Linked DNA regions of Homo sapiens: region 2 is linked to region 1. Evidence: chromatin loops called from intact Hi-C (ENCODE). Cell type or tissue: MCF 10A. All regions are shown on one strand. Links, peaks and the distances in the headings refer to the core of each region. The heading gives the core; the rest is flanking DNA. Region 1 has its middle 240 kb from the start of LINC02720. Region 2 has its middle 600 kb from the start of LINC02720.

What was found. Peaks named below come from ENCODE experiments on the same cell type or tissue, not always from the same donor. Only the 100,000 strongest peaks of a DNase experiment are listed, where the experiment ranks them.
Region 2: a loop joins it to region 1, with 7 times the contacts of the local background. A loop is called at or near these places in 5 of 110 quality-filtered maps.

What each region holds. Positions count from the first base shown.
Region 1 is chr11:81,003,726-81,011,440 of GRCh38, reverse strand. No RefSeq gene overlaps it. Among named protein-coding and RNA genes, the nearest start is that of LINC02720, 240 kb to the right of the region's middle. In MCF 10A, for the core only: a CTCF peak has its summit at 4,173 (motif pointing right); a DNase peak (open chromatin) is centred at 5,620.
Region 2 is chr11:80,159,999-80,167,713 of GRCh38, reverse strand. No RefSeq gene overlaps it. Among named protein-coding and RNA genes, the nearest start is that of LINC02720, 600 kb to the left of the region's middle. In MCF 10A, for the core only: no CTCF peak of the experiment used is centred there; a DNase peak (open chromatin) is centred at 4,503.

The DNA of each region.
Region 1 (7,715 bases), core at 1,203-6,202:
AGAAATGTATAAATGTTTGACATTAAATGCTCACCTGTATTACATGTTTAGCGTTTTTATCAATTTTGTGTAGTTATTGTCTTTCCCCAATTATCTATTCTTACTTTTATACAGCTGCCAGCTTTATTTTCACCTTCTATTTCCCAATGACTCATAAAATAAATCACATCCCTAGGTTCATTAGAATATCCAACATGCAAAATGCTTATCAACAATATGCAAGACATATCATCTTTCTATATGCCAGCCGTGGAGTCAACTATATGCTAGTCTTTCTTTGATTTTTCAAATTTAGTCTTTATAGAAGTAAATTTTTCTTATACCTATTTTAAAAACAGTTGCTGTGAGAATAAATAGTATTATATGTAGGAAGGGTGAAGTATACAATATGAGATTTAATTAATTATAAGATTTATTACATATCTTATACACATTTTTTCTCATCTTTTACTTTTTTTTCCTCCCTACCTCCCATCTTTCCTTACTTCCCCTTTCTTCCCTTTATTTCTTACTTCTTTCCTTGATATTTCAAATTGCCTGGTTGTTAGCTGGCCCGAAATAGATGCACTTTCTAGGGAATTAATTACATGGATGTAAGTTAATGTTTCATCTGCTTTCCAATTGACCAACACTGTGAGCAATCTAAGGTCCACAGCTCTGATTTCTGACTCACAGAAAATGTTCCATCATTCTTTAAAAAACTTTGTCCCAGAATTTTGTATTTATTATCTTCTTTTCTTGGTTTAGTTCGTTTAGAATAAACCGTATTTCTTATTATGAAAATAATATTTATTGTAAAAAATAGCAAAATAAAGAAAAGCTGAAATAATTATATTTCATAACCTTATTTGAATTAACACCTAAAAACCCACTTTTAATACTTGGTCTTTCCAGAAATTTTACCCATTTTTTTTAAATGGGATGATCCCTCAGATAGCTTTCTAAAGATTTCCCTGAAGCAAATATTCACTGATGATGCTAAAATACTCCAGTTTCTTTAAAAAGTAGTACCTATATATGTTTGAATTTCCTAATGACATTGTGATTTGGCTAGCCAATTATAGCAGTGGGTGTATGTGCATTTGGGCATGTGCATGTGGATGTGGATGTGCATGGTTTTCTCTGAACTGATAGCACCAAACAGGTTTGGAGAAATGCCTGTGCAGTTATTCTTTGCTACCCTAACCCACTGTAGATGTTATGTTGAGTAATCCAGCCACTTCTTTTCTCCTTATCCACTTTATATTTCTGGACACCAAGCTTTTCAAATGTTTAAAAATGATTTGAAGCCTGATTCTTAAGCATGTTAATTTATAAAGTCTCTAAGCTGAGACAAATATTTTAGTATGTCTCAGTACATAGCTTTCTCATTTTCCTTTCAGGTCAGTAGATAAATCCTTCTCTTAATATTTCATAAATGCCAGGAGTTAGTTAACAGTCCTGAAATACTATTAAATTAATCTCTTTTGTTCCTGACACAGCCTTTATTTTATTCTTTACCCCAGAAGATGTCACATTTGTAGATCATATTTATATTTTATCTGAAATACTGTGAGTGGTAGTTTCTTAAAAAAATACAGTGTTCTGTAGTGAAGTCTTAACAGTCACTATGGGAAATTTTGCAACCTTCAGAAAGCCTATTCTTTCAAAACTCAGAAAATTCTTACCTAATAAATAGAGACCAGTGCTAGAAAGTAGCTAGTAGGTTAAACCATGTACTTCACTGATATTTAGGTGTACATTTTTTTTTCACATTGGAGATTAGTATTCTGATCTCCTCCCTAAATAGGCAACTTACAGAAGCAAAACAACTATTGAAATTTTTTAAATGTATGAATTCTGAATGATATATCAAGTCATCTAATTTTTTATGAGGTCAAATTGTTGTTATTTATTTATTTTTTCCTTTGAATTCAATCATTGGGTTGCCTGGCATCTTAGAAACCTAGCTATGGCTTTGAGAATTTCCCCTCTTCCTCGTCTTCTTCTTTTCCACATGTTTTACCATGCCTTGGTTTTTCTTTCCATACTTTTTTTTTTTTTTGAAACGGAGTCTCCGTCTGTCGCCCAGGCTGGAGTGCAGTGGCTCGATCACTGCTCACTGCAACCACTGCCTCCCGGACTTAAGCGATTCTCCTGCCTCAGCCTTCGGAGTAGCTGGAACTACAGGCACCTGCCACCACGCCTGGCTAATTTTTTCTGTATTTTTAGTAGAGACGGGGTTTCACCGTGTTAGCCAGTATGGTCTCAATCTCCTGGCCTCGTAATCCGCCCGCCTCGGCCTCCCAGAGTGCTCTGATTACAGGCGTGGGCCACCGCGCCCAGCCTCTTTCTATAGTTTTCTAAAGCATAGTACAAGGGACCCTTCTCTTAATATTAGAATTACTATTACGGCAATCAAGCTGACATAACCAAATTTGTGTAAAACCATTGAAGTAAAATGGGCCACGTCATTATTATTATTGTTATTGTTATTTTGTGTACTCTATGACCACATTTTTTATTCAGATTCCATGACTATATTTCTATAATGGAAGCACCTAAGGAAAATGACTCCTAGTTTCTGCTGTATTGCTTTTGCTGCGGTGGAATGAGTTCTATCAGACAACTGGATGCATTTGAAAATCTTCATATTTTCACCCTGGAAAAGTCCTATTAGCTAAACTTGCTCCTGTTTAGAAATATTGACCAAAAAACATAGTCCATCTTGTAAAGGTATACTAGACATTTACTAAACAAGTAAACTAACTTCAAGTATAGTAAGTTTATTAATTCCAAAATCTAGAAATGCATGCCATAAAGTAAGTTTTTTGTTTCTATTGTTTGAAGGCCAATTTTCAGCCATAATATTAAGCTTCATACTTCTGGAAGAGTAAACCAAGCAGAACAGCAAGTTAGAATCTGGACGTAATATAACTATGGAGGATTAAAGTGGGGGCTGTGGGTAAAAATTTCTGAAGCCCTTTCTCAAATTAGCGGATTAAAGCAATTGTGACGTTCCCAGCGTATCACAAGTGGCCAATAAATATTGATTTCTTCGTTTTCCTTCTGTTTCCCATCATTTAAAATGCTTTCCATTTCTCCACCATTAAAAAATAGAAGTAATGTGAATGTTTGATGGTGTGTTAGTAAATCATTCTTAATTTTTTTTTTACAGTTGGGGATCTCACTATATTGCCTAGGCTAGATGAAAACTCCCAGGCTCAAGTAATCCTTCTGCCTCTACCTCCTGAGTAGCTGGGACTATAGGTGCATGCTACTGTGCCCAGCTATATCCTTAATTTTGAAAGTTTACTAAAAAATGCTTATGTACTCTCAGGGTGAAGACAAAGACAATGTACTCCACCTTTTTTTTTTTTGTTTTTTACATTTTATTATGAACAGCTCAGTGTTATCCTTAATAGATATTTGTTGATTGAAAATCTGATATAAAGTCAGTTGAAGGAGGTCTGAAAATATAAAGATTCTATAAAAGTACACAATATAGCAGTTTGCTAATATTCGGATGAAAAGTCTATCAAAAAGTCTATTATAGACTAATAAGTCTATCAAAACTGCTTTGGACTGTTCATTGTTGCACCACCATTGTGCCATGTACTCTCAATCCTCTCTTAAAAATTACTTCTGAAGACTGGTGTGGATTAATGCATTAAATGCAGTATAAAATCAGATAATGTGGGAGAAGAAATCTTGAATGACTTCTTTTAAATTAATATGTTTAAAAAACAACTGAAAAGATAATATTCTTCACGTTAATTGTCCCTGATACCCATTAATAATAGGTGCCTACATTATTGCAATACACATTCATTAACTATTAGGATTTTACAGTAGTTACATATCAAAACTGAATCTTACTGTGGCAATAAATTAAAATTAAATGAATATTAAATCTACACCTGGCTTTATTAAACCTAAAATTGATTACTTTGCTTTTGTCATAAAAAGTGACTTCTCTAAAAAATGTGATATATTTTTAAAAAGTACCAAACCAAGTATTATGATTCTTGGGTTTTAGTCTCAGCTGCACCACTCACTGACTGAGTGGCTTTAAACACGTCACTTGCCTGGCTAGACCTCCAACTGCTGAATTTTGAAAGAGAAATTTGATGTAGATTAATTTATATAATTATTTTTAACTTGAAACTTCTGTAATATATAAACGTACCCATGATTTTAAATTTTAGACACAAGGTGGCACTATTAGTAGTGATTCTAATTTGTTCCACAGATAAAACTAGGGGAATTTCAAGATCTGTGTATCCAAAGAATAAATCTAAATATATGAAGACACTGTATCTCACACACACACACACACACACACACACACACACAGTCTTGGTTATTTTTAACATCTGGATGAATGCTCAACAATTCAGTCAACCAAATGTTTGCTTGACATCAAGATGATTGATTTTTTAAAATGTTCACGAGAATATTTCAGTGTTAAGGTACACAATCAAGAAATATTTGCAAAAATATATGCAAGATAAAGATTGATACTGGTGTGATTTCAACATAAACAGGAACTCCTAAACAAGATCTATCAATTTTATAGCATGTAAGGAAAGGTATTGAAATGTGAACAAATTGCATAACTCAGTTTGCTATTAAATTAAAAAGAATGCATGTTGGTATGCAGACAATTTTCAAATGACACTAAAGGCAAAATTTGTTTTAAACTGGAAAGGTGTAGATGATGCAAAGAATTTAAATTATAATCTCTAGAACATTTTTGTTGAAATTTTCCAACATCTTGCTACCACTTCCTAAAACACTCTCCACACATACTGAAGACCATGAACTGTTTTGTGGCTAAATCAACAATATTACTTAATATAATATTACTTTTATAATAAACATATTTTTCCTAAAATCTGACTTCTTCCCGTTTGTTATGAAGATTCTCAAATTAAATCTTTCATGATCCAATTCAAATACAATTTTTCTCCTTTAGTGTTTTTCCTGATACTGCAGGAAAGTCTCTCCTAAATCATTTATAAAATTCTTGTACTTAAAAATGTTGTAGATCTTAGCAGTCCCCTAGACCATATTTTTTATCTTAGTGGTAATAAAACTGTGCTCCAGTGAGGAAGTATGATGGGAAGAAGCTCCACCTCTGATCAGCGATGGGGGAAGAAATCCAGTCCCAGTGTTCTTTCTACCATGTGCTATTTGTATGTTTCAGATGATAGACGGTGCTTTCCAACGGGAGTACGAATCTAATCTACCTGGCTAAACTGTAAATTCCTTCTAGTAAAGAGTTTATGTCTTTTCTCTCATACTGTCTAGCATAGTATTTGGTAATGTGGAGGTGCTTAGGGCATACATTTGAATAAACAAATGATTAACTCTAATGAACAATTTTAATAAAATTAATACTCACTTCTTCCATATTTGTGCCCACTGCAGTACTTCACTTCAGATAATTACATCTGATAATATTGTTTTACACCTCTACAGATCTATCTGTGGTGAAAAGTGATCATTTTTAAGTAGGTTTTATTGTAGGTTACTCTGAAATGGGTAATGATTACAAGCTCTTTGTGATTGCTCAGTGGTTATGACTCACCAGACCCCAGTTTAAATTCTTGCAACTGAATGAGTAATAAAGCTATGACTTACACCATCGTTGGTTCAAAAGACATTGGCTGAAAATATACTGTTCCCTGGAAAGGACTCTATCCTATGTTAGTTATGTGACTTTAGTAAGTGAGTCAATCTCCTTCAGCTTGTCTCCTCCTCAGTAGCCATGATGATGATAATTACTGCTCAGAGTTATTAATATTTTACTGACTAAATAATATGCTATGTACACAGTCCTAGGAACATAGAAATCTGGCACGTATGTTATGTAGATGATGTTGAAATCTTTTTCTTAGAACGAAGAAGATACAGAGGATGAATCAGTATATAACAGTAACAAAGGTAAAGTCCCTTTACCTCATTTCCCTCTACCAATTTTTGGTCAATTGTCAGTACTGAGCAAATACTTATGCAATGGCATCACCAGTCTTGGAAAACAATTACAAGGGATGTATAAATTGTAATAATCTACATAATTCTAGGTCTTTTTCTAATCTGTGAATGTGGAACCTTTGCAAATCCCACTCATATTTTACCCAAGTGTTCGTGTGGTTCTAGCCAGAAGTTTTAGATATGCTTACATCAACTTTCTGATGTTCTCCTCAGTCTCCCTTTTTGGTGGTCTTCCACTTCCGAGGCCACTTGGCAGGGGAGTGATTCCCACATCCCCATGCTAACCTCCCACTGCCCTTGGCTACCAGTGTTCAATTTGATAGGGCACGTGTCCATGCTGAGGATTCAGCCTATGATGAAGCCAACACTGTTCCTCACTGCTTCTTCAAGGACAAGCACAGTGCTTAGCATGAAACAGGTTCTTAAAAATATTTACATATAGAATAGATGAGAGGGACCAAAGCCTTTCCTAGAAGCTTTAATATATTGGAGCTACACTGTGTTCAGCAGAAAAAGAAAAAGTGTGGCCCTCCTTTTCCTTCACTGTCCTACTTTTCATCTGGGTTTCAAAAGTTGGATGGCATATGCTACCGTGTCAGGAGGTTTCTTTGTAAAACAGCTCCTTCAGCTTCTTCAGGCCCTTGTTCAAAAAAGCTGATGGCAAGTGTGCTATTCCTTTCAGTGGCTTTTAGGCCAATGTCTGAGGAAAATGCTGCCATTCTTTTCTTTCACTTTCCATTCTAGAACTGGTGCTTTCTCCCAGCCCAACTCTACTAATATTCTCCATATGTAGAGGAAAAGAGAGAATTTACTTACACAGCTCGTACAAGTTTAGTAGATATGCCCAGATATATTTAATTTCCTAACTAGATTCAAATCTTCTCTGCTGCTGCAAATAGATATTCAAAAAGCAAATCAAAATTAAAAATATAAACTATTTAGAAATTAAAGAAATGCAAGTATGTTTTTTAAAATTAAGAGATGCCGCTGTAACTGTACTCAGAGTAAAATATATAATTTTATGTACCTTAAAAATTATTACAAATAAGTCAACTAATTCAACTTTAGAAACTAGAAAACAAAACAAAAAATTATGATAGAAAAAAGCTTAATAAAGTTAAAAATTAATATTTTGTAAAACTAAAATTAAAGTTAAGAATGAAAAAGATAAAATGTATTTCTGTAAAAACATGAAAATAAAAAAAATAACCTAGCAGGACTGACACAGAAAATTTTTAACGTTAAAAAAATAGGAATGAAAAGTATAAGGTATAATTATAGATACAAGTGAGATTAAACAAAATAATGAGATTTTGTTTGCATAAATATAGAAATAAATTAGAAATACATAAAATGGATTCTTTTCTAGCAAGACATAAATTATCGAAGGAGTCCCAATTACACAAAAATAATTTTCAATAATATTACATGAAAAATACAGTGATGTGAAAGTATGGAAGGCAGTTTTTTAACTTTGAAGTAGTGAAACCAGTTTTAGCGTGACAAAACATAGTTGTCATAAGTAAAATAGTAACAAATTTAACTGCGTATCTATTAACAAGCAAATTTAAATGTAAAACACTTCTTATGTGGCTCAGCTCTATGCATAAAGTTAAAAAACAATGACATGCTGAAAGGAAAATGTAGCATACAGAACAGACATAGGGCTTTATGACACTTTTTTTTCTACAAATAAAATTTTAGGAAAGATAAACAGTCAAACAGAAAAATAGGCA
Region 2 (7,715 bases), core at 1,684-6,683, 840 kb after region 1:
ACTTAAAAGAACTCACTGCAATTAAAAGAGTAACCTCTTGCATTCTGGGAGCTGAGGAGTCAAACTGATCTGTAATTATGTTATATAAAGTGTGACCATGAGCTCAAAGGCAAAGGCAGCAAGGCAAGAGAGCACCAGAGGAAGAAAGGAAGGGCCACTGAGATGGATCATTAAATTGTGGAGTTAGGACACACACACTGATAGATAAGCAATCTTAGCTCAATAGCTGGGCAGGGGGAAAGACTGAGAATGCAGGAGTCACAGAGTTCCTGGGTGAGGATGCTCTTGGAATAGTCTCTTTTTTTAATGAGTTCCATTATAGGTGTTAAGGATTCTCCCTCCCTCTTTTTCTCCCTCTCACTCCTTCAGCTTGTCTAGCATTGACTCTCCCTTTCTTACCCAGTGCTGTGGATCTTAAAGGTAAGGACTTCCAGCCATTCCTCAATGGCCCACTGTAGCCAATAATCGCTGAGTACCTAGTAAATACCATGCACTATAAACACAGAGATGAATAAACAATATTGTCCATGAGGAGCTCATAATTGAGGGAGAGACAGCAAAGTAATGCAAAATAACTATAAAAGAGTGGGATGAATACAGTAATAGACACATCAGCTACAGTACTCTGTAGATGTCATTGAGACCCTGCTTTGCATCAAGGGCTTTCTGAGTACTGTCTCTCTTTCTTATAATATCCCCATGAAATGAAATGTATTTATTCTGACTACATGTATTTAATGGCCAGTAGGTATCATGTATATGGCATTACGAATAAGTATCATTGCCCAGAGATTTTAAGTGCCTTTAGTGATACAACTAAAATGTGGCGAGTCCAAGATATATCTGGTTTTAAGCTCATGCCAAGAACAGGAGTCATATAGAAGAAGGAGTGTTTGTTTCTTTTAGGAGAGGGCATGGGTTGGATAGGAACTGAAGAAAGGAAAATCACATAAGAGAAGACCTCACAGTGGAGGTGCTGACTGAGCCAAGTTTGAAAGTTTTGCCAGAAAGTCCTGAATTGAATATAGTAATGTAAGAATCCTCTCACCTCTATGATTCTGTATTATTCTTTCCATTATACTTTAAAATGCTTCTTCTGATTTGTTTCCTTGATTATAGTAGAAATATCTCACTTACCCTATTACTTGTGTGAGCCCTGCATACTCCAGATGAAACGTTAATCATCAGTATACCCAGAAATAGTTAATTTAGATACATTATTTAGGACTGAACATACTTTATATTCATTACAGAAGATGAAGGTTATGTATTCCAAAATGGGAATACTGTTTTTTATTATTCAGTCATTTATTCATCACACACTCAGTGAATGCTAATGCTCACTTTGATCCCAGGCATTGAGCTTCCTAGAGTTCAAAATTATAATCTCCAACTGCCCACTGAACAGCTCCAATTGAGTTTCAAGAGTCATCAACACCATGTATCCAAATCTGGCTTCATCACAATCATTCCAAAGCTGTTTCTCTTTTCATGTTTCTAGCCTTTGTTGGACATATCACCATCCATAGTGCTATCTAAGCTAGCATCTAAAGAATAAGGTATACATCCTATTTTTCCTCAGACTCTCATCCCAGGAATCACTCTCAGACCCAGATCTCCTTTTCCAGTGTAACTGTCTTTGCTCAGACCATCTCATCTCTTACCCCAACTTTCACAAAAGCCTGCTCACTGGTCTCCCTGACTCCAGGCTTTCCCCACTCCAACATTCCATTTCTATCACGTGATCTCTGGAGTTTACATGCATGACTGTTTCAACCAGTAGACTCTGAGTCATTTGAGGACCCAGATGATGTCTTCCTAGCCATCACATATCCCAGGGCATGGGTGCTGGTATGCAGTAAGTGCTCAGTGAATGTTTATTGCTTGTTGGACCCTAGGGTGGGGCAGATGGAGAAGAAAGAAGAAAGTGCCAAAAGATAAGGATATCAGTGCCAAACTACACATCTTCTTGTGAAATTATCTATAAAGAGGGATAAGTCAGGGTCTCTGAAAAGGGTATCAATATACCTTCTTACCTCCAGGGGAGTGAATAGTTTTCTGTGTATATAACTGCTGTTTATCACAGGAATTTTCTGCGTGAGACAAGTGAGGGGTGTGGATTGAGAAATAAATCAAAAGTAAACACTGTTTGAGCTCGTTATATAATATGTGTCAAGCTTAGAAGCAAATATATATCTATATCTATCTAGCTATATATACACATCTCCTGTTTTTAACCTTTTAATAAGTCATAGAGCTAGAATGTGGTATAGCCAGGATTAAACCGCAGGTCCACATGGTTGTGAAGCCCTAGCTCTTATCAATGAGGGAAGACTTGTTTGATATGAGGCTGGTCCAACTGAACAGTTGAAATGATAAGAAAAGCCTGAGAGTGCCTATTTTTCCTGAGTTGGTTCTTTTATGTGAGAGCATCATTCAGGGGCCTGGTTTGGGAGAGAAAGGAAGACTGGCTTTTGCTATGTGCTTGTATTTGACATCTCCATCCAAAATACCTGTTATGCTCTGAAAGTCATAGAAAAACTATTTGTAGTTGGAGAAATTTGACAGAAATGGCACATCTCAAGATTAGAAGATGAAATAGGAAAGTGAGTGCTCAGAGAATGAAAGCAGAAGTGATAGAAAAGACAAGCCAGGGTACAGGCCAAAGGAAATAGCTATGTGGATCCCAGTCAGACAACAAGGTTTCAGTCCGAAAGTGTGCAGTGCCCACTAAGATAAAATGTGCTCATATCAAATGAATTACAAATGTGAATGTTCACATCAGTTCTGCAACTTTACCTTAAAATACATAATATTTTTCTTAACACAGAACTACTCAATAAACTATCAACCTCTACATGTCAGGCACAGGGCTATCCACCAGAAATACAGGGTGAATATGGCATATATAGTCCCATCTAGTGGAGGATGTAGACAAATATAATAAGGTTGACTGGAAAGATACTGCACTCTGGAGCAATGGCTAACTCTTCCCAAGAGAAAGGAAAGAAGAAACATGAAAGACAGCTAAAGCAGCTGTGTAGAATGGAGAAGGCAGTGCAGCTGTGAAGGACTGGAGATCTCTTTCTCTGAGCAGTGAAGGTGGACAGTGATGAGAACTGAATCCATTTAAGTAATTTACATTTCACAAATGTAGAAATAGGAGAACATAATAGGATGGGCTGATTATTGGTTTTTTGTTTAAAAGCCGTGCAGGGGGTCCTGAAATCAGTGCTCTGACACATTTCCCATGATAGTTTTACAGAAGAAGCTGTTTCTTTCTTTGTAGTTAAGATGAAAAACCTTTAAATTGCAGAAGGTAGAGCAATCATTTCTGAAAAGACAATGAAACACAAGCAAGTACATAGCCCATTGATACTTTTGATGTAGACTCTCATTTTTAGTATCTATCAGATGTTTTAGACTTAAGTCCTAGCCCCGGTGTTGTAATGAGCAAGTCATTGAAGGCCATTGATTAATTTCCTCATCAATCAAATATGTTAATCAAACACACACACACAATTAATGTTAAGGTTAGGGAAGAAGATGACTGGAGTGGCAGTCTTCCCCAGTGCCCACATCACTCCTTTACATTAGAATAGTCTCTCTTCATGTCTTTCTTTTTGACTGCATTCATCTTCTTGAGGGAAAGCATTTTGTCTAGTCAATCTTCATAATCCCATGGCCCTAGCACAGGGCCTAGAGTTAGCGCTTGGTCATTTGGTTATAAAGTCTATTGAACTTTAAGTTCCCCAAGGAATCCTATGAAAACTCAGGCCAGAAGTGAAGAGGAGGTGAAAGCCTAGTCCAACCAAACCCCCTCCTTTTGGATCTCCTCAACAATGTTTCCTTCAAAAGTTCTCCCAGTATCTCCCTAAGTTTTTCCAGGACAGAGAGCTCACTAGCCAACAATGTACCCAGAATCATTTCTGGGCATCTTTGACAAACAGAAAGCTGTTATCTCTACTTTTCAATACTAGACAGAACTGGCATTGAAGCAACCAAGACTGCAGAGGTTAGCACTTTATCTCTGACTGAGACACTGAGTGACCCGCTAGAACAGCCAGGCATATTTCAGGTCATTAATCACACAGGAAAGCTGGTCATCTCTTTGTTTTCAACATGTCACAGACAACCTGGAATTACTCCAGATGGACCCATTGACTTTGGAGAATTTTATAGTGCTGATTCCTTTTTCACAGAAGAGTAGTTTGAGTGATTATTATATCCTCTCAAAAACAGGTACATCTCCTGTCCTGAATTTAGCTTAGTGAAATAACTCCTGCCCTTCTCAGGAAAGAATCTTCTGTAGCCACCTTTAATCTTGCCTTCCAGAGAGGATGAAATGTTCCAAGCGATGGGAAATTTGTGTTCCTCTGCATTTTCACTTTGTGTTTCCCTTTTCACTTCTCTAGTGCACATTTCCATAGTGAAGAAGCTGGTAATGGATGGGGCAAGGAGGCAGGAATCCCATACGTCACTTGACTCAGAGATTCCTAGTACAGGGCGTGTGCCAAGTAAACCACACTCAGCATTCTTTGGGGCCCACTGCCCTGGAGATATGGAGCCTGGTGAGACCAGAGAGAGACAGCAGGTTTAAAAGGGTGAGCCTATCTATGTCACATAGAATTCAGAGACATACTGTTCTCCAGGTGACTTTTTATTTTATTTTTAGAGTGTTTTTTGTACATACATATCTGGGACTGGAGGTCGGCTGGGAGCATGCAAGAAATGCAGGCTCTCAGGAATCAAAGGGAGAGATCAGTTTCCTCCATTTATTTTCTGTAAGCTAAACATTTCTTTTGTGGTATGGTTTTGGTTCCCTTCAAGGCCCAGTTCACCCCCTCTCAGTGTACTGCTGCTGGCCCTGAAGGTTAGACTTCCCACCATCATGAAGTGTTCTGACATCCCACTGCCATTACTTGTCTCACTAGAAGCCAGTAATAATCTGTCAGAATTGCTGTGGCTTAAATGTGCCAATCACGTATAGCATTTATTTTTCCCATTGAGCTGTTAGTTTGTTTCTTTGGCTTGCCTTTAGCCACAGGCTGCGGGTCATATGATGAAGATGGTTTTATTGTTTATAATTATAATAAGAGCTGTTGCAGGATTTTGCTCACCCTTTAACTGTTACTATTACACAATACCACGATGGCTGGCCAGAACAAAGCCAGGCTGGAAGTACGGCTAGAATATTAGGAGTGGGGTGAGAAGGATGAACACTCACAAATTCAGTATGTCAGGTGGGTTAGGCAGAGGCCATGGGAGTCATCCACATTTTAAAGGACAGAAAGACTTTGTTTCTCCTTTTTCTTATTTGTTTTTGTTTTTGAATAGTGAGAGCACTAACGACACGAGTCTAGGTTCCACCAATCGAACTGAGGCAAATAGATCCTAGAGAGACAAAAAAATAAGCTGTCAATTTCAGGAAGGATATCAGTCAGGCTAGGTGTTCAAATGGGATAAAGGTCAAGACATGTAAACTGTAAAGTGCTAGACAAATCTAAGCTGATTTTACTATCGTGAGAATGAAGCCCAGGAAAAGTATCTGAGAAACCAAAATGCCTGGAATTACTAATGGCCATTATCACAACATGCTATTTGCTGTTTCCAATATGGCATATTTCCTGGTACATTAAAGCTATTTGATGAGCAATTTCTATCTTTTAAAGAACTCCTAGTGTTTTTTCTTAATTTGGAGACATGAATATGCCCAGGATGAGTCAAAGAATAACTGTAAGGTGAAATTTCTTAGGATTGAAAAAATTAATATATTCTCTCTCAATCACTCTATCACGCTAAGACTACTTTGGTGTAATAAAAAATACATATTTTGGTCTTTGTCCCTGGTTCCTGGCAGAGAGTTCCTAAAACTTACACTTTTCTGAGTGGTAAGAGAGTCTTTGGTTATTCGTAATGAGCCCCTTTGGAACAAGCCTATGTCTATACTAATATGGTGACTGAGGTTGGGCCACTAGATAGCCTCAAGATGGGAGCTGGTCACCAGAAAACCAACACATGATTTAAAAAGTGGAAATTCTCAGCCTCTTCTTCCTCCTCACCACAGGGAGGGAGGAGGGGCTGCAGATTGAGTTATGTAAAGTCTTGAATAAGGAGGTTCAGAGAACCTCTGGGCTGGTGAATACCTAGAGGTCCTGGGAGGGTGGTATGGAAGCTTGCCATACACCCCCAACACTGCCCTTCATATCACTCACATTTGACTCTTCCTGCATCCTTTTATAATAAACCAGTAAATGTAAGTAAGTTTATATAGTGTTTTCAGGAGTTCTGTGAGCCCTTCTGGCAAATTATTGAAACTGAGAGAGGATCAAGGGAACCCTGTAATTTGCAGCCAAGTTGGAGAGAAATATAGGTAGCCTGGGGACCTGGGATTTGCTGCTGAGATCTGAAGTAAGGGCAGTCTTGTGAGACTGAATCCTTAAATCTGCTGACTTAAATGATGCTGACTCCAGGTAGCTAGTGTCAGAATGAGAGGGAACTGTTGTACACCCAGTTGGTGCTGGAGAATCAGAGAGCTGCAATGAAGCATAGGAGACAGATGAACTTCTTAGGAGTGAAAATCTTGGGTGCTTCCTCTAGCTTTGCCACTAACCTTAGTTGTGACACTTGTCACTGAAGAAATGATACTTCAATATAAGCTAAAACATGATAATGATGAGTATGTATTAGGGAGATAATGTGCTTACTATGAAACTGTATTTCTTTTTCTGGGAAATACAGACCTTATTCAACATTTCACCACCAGAGTTACATAACTTTCATCATTTTACTCACTTGCTCATAAATGTTTTGTGACTCCCTTCAGAATTAATAAAAGCCACTCAATTTGGCCTTCAGATTGCCCTGTCATTTTAGCTTTTATGTGTGTTTTTAGCCTCATACTTTGCTCTATCACATGTCTAGGATTTTGAAGTTGTAGGACCTCCTGATTTGATAGAAAATATAATGGCTTCATATCCTGGTTTGCTCAAGTAAAAGCGGTGGCCTACATACAATTAATACTGCATGTGTGTCCCTCATAGATATATTCTGAGTCTCAGTTTTCATGGCTGTATATGGGATCTCATATGGGATGAATTGTGTTCCCCCAAATTCACATATTGAAACCTTAACCCCACTACCACAGAATGTGAACTTCATTGAAAATAGGTTCTTTGCATATAAAACTGTTCATGTTAAGGTATGGTCATAATGTAGTAGGATGAGCCCCTATTCCAACATGTCCGGTGTTCTTGTAAAAGGGGGAGATTTAGATAAAGACATGGAAGGGAGAACACCATGTGATGGTAAAGGCAGAGGAGGGGGTGATGCTTTTACAAGCCAAGGAACACCAAAGATTGCCAGCAAACCACCAGAAGCTAAGGGAGAGGCAAGGAGCAGATGCTTCCAACCCTCAGAAGGAAGCGACCCTGCAGATACCTTCATCCAGGACTTTGAACCTTCAGAACTGTGAGCCAATAGATTTCTGTTGGTTAAGCCACTCAGTTTATGGTGCTTTTCTACAGCAGTCCTAGGAAACTAATATAGATACTAGTATCAAGTTCATTGGCCTGATTTTTTATTGTTTTGTAAGATTTGAAAGAGATAACCATGAAAATAAAGCACTTAATATAACGTCTGGCACAAAGTAAGTGTTCAGTATAAACATCTTGAATAAGTACATAAGCAAATGAATAAATATTCATTTGTACAAA